Linked DNA regions of Homo sapiens: region 2 is linked to region 1. Evidence: read pairs that join two places in POLR2A ChIA-PET (ENCODE). Cell type or tissue: B cell. All regions are shown on one strand.

The links. ChIA-PET counts read pairs that join two places held together with the same protein. Peaks named below come from ENCODE experiments on the same cell type or tissue, not always from the same donor. Only the 100,000 strongest peaks of a DNase experiment are listed, where the experiment ranks them.
Region 2: POLR2A ChIA-PET joins it to region 1 with 7 read pairs; 4 of 35 experiments call an interaction of 5 or more read pairs at or near these places.

The regions. Positions count from the first base shown.
Region 1 is chr17:7,403,140-7,405,639 of GRCh38, forward strand. It overlaps TMEM256 (transmembrane protein 256), which reads right to left and starts at 958. Exons shown (of 4, transcript NM_152766.5): 1 at 861-958; 2 at 519-550; 3 at 171-251; 4 at 1-70. The coding sequence starts at 945. TMEM256-PLSCR3 (TMEM256-PLSCR3 readthrough (NMD candidate)) reads right to left here and starts at 992. Exons shown (of 10, transcript NR_037719.1): 1 at 861-992; 2 at 519-550. It also overlaps a transcript of NLGN2 not described here. RefSeq lists an enhancer at 767-946 and a silencer at 1,437-1,766. In B cell, no CTCF peak of the experiment used is centred here; DNase peaks (open chromatin) are centred at 382 and 1,132; H3K4me3 peaks cover 2,439 bases; H3K27ac peaks cover 582 bases; H3K27me3 peaks cover 670 bases.
Region 2 is chr17:7,022,374-7,024,873 of GRCh38, forward strand. It overlaps BCL6B (BCL6B transcription repressor), which reads left to right and starts at 677. Exons shown (of 9, transcript NM_181844.4): 1 at 677-726; 2 at 1,287-1,477; 3 at 1,710-1,931; 4 at 2,028-2,390. The coding sequence starts at 1,299. In B cell, no CTCF peak of the experiment used is centred here; DNase peaks (open chromatin) are centred at 1,428 and 2,498; H3K4me3 peaks cover 1,399 bases; H3K27ac peaks cover 1,383 bases.

The DNA.
Region 1 (2,500 bases):
CTCCACTCAGAGCCTGGTAGTAAAAGCTGGTGCAGAATAAGGTCGTTCCGGAAGCTAGCAATAACCCAGCCTGAAGGAGACACAGCACAGAAAACAGGATTGTTAAGAACAGGGCAGGCTGAGAGGGAGTGTGTGGGGCTTGGTCAGGGTTAGGCGCAGGGAAAGATTACCCAGAGTGGCTTTCTGCAATGGGGCACCCCTAACAGGGCCAGGCTGTGTAAGAAGTGGTGTTTGTTGGCCTTGTCAAACAGCTGTAAGAAAAACAGAAACGAAGGGATGTCGTAGGCAATACAGGTACTGAGATCCCCTGATGACACAAGGGACCAAAGTTCCTTCCCCCACCCCACCCTTGAAGTCCCAGCTTGATCCCAGGCCTTTGGCTTACAGAGCCTTTGGCCTTTGCTGCTCCAGAGATCCGCGGCTCGCCCCACCCTCTCCCCGCCCACTTCCCCCAGGGACCCCAGACTTTGTGCCTTCGTAGACCCACGAGTCAGGGAGCCCCAGCGCAGTTACTTCACCTCCTTCCCGTAGGCATCTGGGAATTGGGCGCCTGTGGAGAAAAGAAGCAAAGGTTAGCGGTCCTAGTGCCAGCCCTGACCGCCCCCAATCCGGGGGGACCCAGGTGGACATTGGCGAGAAAGGGCACCCCCCCCCCCGCCCCAGGAAGCTTCCGATTGGTGGGAACACGCTCGGGCAGTACTGGGAACCAATTGGACCCAGCTGGGGGACTTTAAAAGGTTTAGGGCTCCGCGGACTGTCTGATAAACGAGAGGCCGGGCACCTCCCATAGGTTACGCCCTTGCAGCAGACCCCAGAGGACGCCCCAAGTACAGTCCCATCTTCGTCCCCAGCCCCCTGACCGTGCGCCCCGTAGGAAGCGAAGCCTAAGGCCGCAGCTCCGGACAAGGCGCCCAAGCGGCGGAAAGCTGCAGCTGGCCCGGCCATAGCTGTAGAACAGGACGCACCGGACCAACGCCGCCCAGGCCACCCAAGAGGCCAGCCAATCCCGACCGCCCATGCAAATAAGGTTCACAGGCGCCCAATCCGGGCCGTGTTCATTTCAGCATTGCGCTCTTCACCCGCCTTTGTAAAACCGCTGCAGAGTGGCGAAGACGTCTGGCGGGCGGAGAAACCAGCACCAATTAGGAACAGAGGAGCTAAGCAGTGGGGGGGCGGGGTTGAGGGCGGGACTAGGGGGATTTGCGTCAAGGATTGGCCCACTTTCCAAGTTGATCGCCTCTTCGAACCCCCCACCCCCATGCTCCGGCCAATTTCCAAAGATCCCGGTCTTCTCTCAAAGTTCCGCCCCTTTTTCCACAGGCTCCTCCTGTTCAGCTTCAAATCAAACCCACTACCAAAAAGAGGCGGCCCGAAAGATAGCAAAGCCCCACCTATTGCCAGTAAACCCCGCCCACTGCACAAATGGCCCCTCCCCCATGTCTGAAGGCTCCGCCTTCTTTGTATGATGCCCCGCCCCCTGTAGTTAAGATATTCTCCCCCCCGCCAGCCCTCCGAGACCGCGAGAGCCCCGAGGGTGGGAGATCCGGGGGAATGTCTCCACCCTGCCCTGGCCCGCTACGTCCATCTGTCCGTCTGTCCGCTCCCGCCTCTTCCCACCATCTCCAATCCCCCCATTCTCCGGAGGGCGGGCGGGCAGGCGGGTGCGAGCGGGGGGTGCGAGCGGGGGGTGTGCGCCGCTCTCTCGGCAGGGGGCGGGGGAGGCGGCCGCGCGGTGACGCGCGGGGCTGCTGCGGCTGCTCCGCCGGCGGATCATCACTCTCGGGCTGGGATGGACGCGGGGCGGGCCGGCCCTGGCGCGCGGAGCCAGGAGTCCGGGCCTCCCGGCTGCTGAGCGTCCCTCGAAGCCTCCCCTCACCCCCGCCTTCCCTCCTAGGATCCGCGCTGACCCCCGCCCCGGGGCTCTGGACTCGGCTCCCGCCCTCCTCTGACTCCCCGGACCTCCCCCTCACGCCCGCCCTCGGGATCGACTAGATCCCTCCCCCTCCCCGAGGATTCCGGCTGGATCCCTGCCCCTGCACCGCGGATCCTGCGCTCCCGGGCCCCGGGCCCCTGGGGATTAACGTGGACTCCTCCTCCAGCACCCGATCCTTAGGATCCTCCGCCTGGACCGCCTTCTGGTCCCTCGAAGCCGGCCCACGGAACCAGCGGATCCTCAATCTAGTCCTGTCCCGTTGCCCCCTCCTTTCTCTATCGTCCCTACTGCGGGGTTCCCTGTTCTCGGGCTCCCCCTGATCCCATCCCCTAGCTCTCCTTTTCCCGGGGATCGACTGGATCCCGGCCCCGCCCCCCGGGGCTGGGGCGATCCCCCTCCCCCGCCGGGTGAGGCGCTGCGGGCGGGGGCTGGGCCTGCGGGGCCGCGGGGGCTCAGAGGCCGCCGCCCCCTCCCGAAGGCCTTTCGCCCCCCACTCGGAGCCCTGGATGGAGGCACCACGGCCCCAGGGCTGAGCCAGGTAGGACCTAAGCCGGGTCGGTGGAGGGG
Region 2 (2,500 bases), 380 kb before region 1:
CCGAGCGTCTCTCGCCCCTCCACCCCCACCTCGGGGCTTTCCCCACCTCCTCGAGGGGAAGCAGCTGGCGGAGCCGTCCGGTCGCAGGACAATGGAAGGAAACCAACTAGAAATCATATCCGCCCTCTCCGTACCCCGCCCGGCCAGAGCCCCCCTTTTTGTAGGCCCGGGTAGAGTAGCCTGTCATTCACACCACACCCTCCCCGTCTGAGACCCTACGGGAGCCCACTGTCGTCTGCCCAAACCTGCTGTCTCGTTGGGCTCCCCCTTTTCTCCCTTAACACAGTACAAGAGAGGGAGAGGGGGTTGCCGTATGCACTTTGTCCTGCAGCAAAGGTTGGCTCCTGGCAAACCCTCCCAAAAGCCAACACACCAATTTTCACTGGCCCAGGCCTTCCGACGACTCAGACTCCCGTATTGCCAACCTCGATATCCCTAACCTCCTCCCCAATTCCAATATCCCCGTCCTCGTGTCCACTTGCAGTGACCCAAGACCCCCTACGTTACGACCACCCCTTGTTTCTGAGGTCCCGCCCTCGAGACGGAGACCCCGCCCTGGACTCGCCATCTGGAGAGCGAGGGAGGAAGGAAGGATACAGACCCAGGCGTTCACCCCACCTCCACCCCCGCCCCCGACATCCCGGCCAGATAAAGGAGCCGAGGCCAAGAGGGGAGAGAGACCCCGCCCCCCTTAAGAAGAGAAGCCGCGGCCCCTGCAGGACGGGGGTAAGAACAAGAGACTGAGGGAGCCAGACTCCTGGGTCCCCCAAGAGGGTAGGAGCTTGTGTGGAGCTTGCCATCAGCGAGCCTGAGTCCCAGAAATTGGGCTAAACTAGGGATTGGGGACTAGATAGGAGTCGCAGAATTCCGTAGTTCGGGGAAGGGAGCCTCGGCTGGGATTTGGAGGTGTGTGGACGGCAGGCCGTGAGATCTCGAGGCAGGGTTGGACACCTGAGACACAGGCGCGCAGAGGGGAGTGGCGGTGCTGGAGGGGCACTGGGGGTCGAACCCAGGGCGATGGGCGCGGGATTCCCCACGCTCGCCAACGACGCCGCGGTGTGGAACCTTCAACTGGCTCCAAGCGCTGTGGGATCTGGAAGAGGCAAGGGAGCGAGGGTGTCGTAGAGGGCAGAATGAACAAGAAGAATTAGGAGGGAGGCTGCGTGTGCCGGGGCTAGGGGCTGGAAGTCCTGGCTCTAGTTGCACCTCGGAAGGAAAAGGCAAACAGAGGAGGGAAGGCGTCTTAGGACTGCCTGGATCCAGAGCACTTTCCACGGCCTCTACAGGCCTGTGTCGCTATGGGTTCCCCCGCCGCCCCGGAGGGAGCGCTGGGCTACGTCCGCGAGTTCACTCGCCACTCCTCCGACGTGCTGGGCAACCTCAACGAGCTGCGCCTGCGCGGGATCCTCACTGACGTCACGCTGCTGGTTGGCGGGCAACCCCTCAGAGCACACAAGGCAGTTCTCATCGCCTGCAGGTTCGAGGGGTGGGGCCTGGGGCGGGGCCAAATGGGAAAGGGGTGGGACCACAGGGCCGTTGAGAGGGAATCCGAAGCCAAGTCTTTCAGAAGCAGGAGGCGGAGCGTCCCAGAATTGGGGGCGGGGTGATAGTGAGGAGGCGGGACTTTTTCAGGGGGCGGGGCTTCCTGAAGCTGCGCATGTCTCCCTTGGTTCCCCAGCCCCCAAAGGACTTATCTGCTCTCTCTCTAGTGGCTTCTTCTATTCAATTTTCCGGGGCCGTGCGGGAGTCGGGGTGGACGTGCTCTCTCTGCCCGGGGGTCCCGAAGCGAGAGGCTTCGCCCCTCTATTGGACTTCATGTACACTTCGCGCCTGCGCCTCTCTCCAGCCACTGCACCAGCAGTCCTAGCGGCCGCCACCTATTTGCAGATGGAGCACGTGGTCCAGGCATGCCACCGCTTCATCCAGGCCAGGTGAGGGACCCTGGCTCGGCGTTCTCTGTGGGTGAGGTGTTAAGGGCAAAGGCAGAGTTTAGGAAATGGCACTAACGTTCATCACACTTTCCCCAGCTATGAACCTCTGGGCATCTCCCTGCGCCCCCTGGAAGCAGAACCCCCAACACCCCCAACGGCCCCTCCACCAGGTAGTCCCAGGCGCTCCGAAGGACACCCAGACCCACCTACTGAATCTCGAAGCTGCAGTCAAGGCCCCCCCAGTCCAGCCAGCCCTGACCCCAAGGCCTGCAACTGGAAAAAGTACAAGTACATCGTGCTAAACTCTCAGGCCTCCCAAGCAGGGAGCCTGGTCGGGGAGAGAAGTTCTGGTCAACCTTGCCCCCAAGCCAGGCTCCCCAGTGGAGACGAGGCCTCCAGCAGCAGCAGCAGCAGCAGCAGCAGCAGTGAAGAAGGACCCATTCCTGGTCCCCAGAGCAGGTACAGAGTCTAGAACCTCAAGAATTTGTCAGAGCTGGCCTCAGCTAGAAGACAGAGTCATTGGGCCTTGATGGTCAGGAGGAAGGGAGATAGGTGGTGGGTTTCAGAGA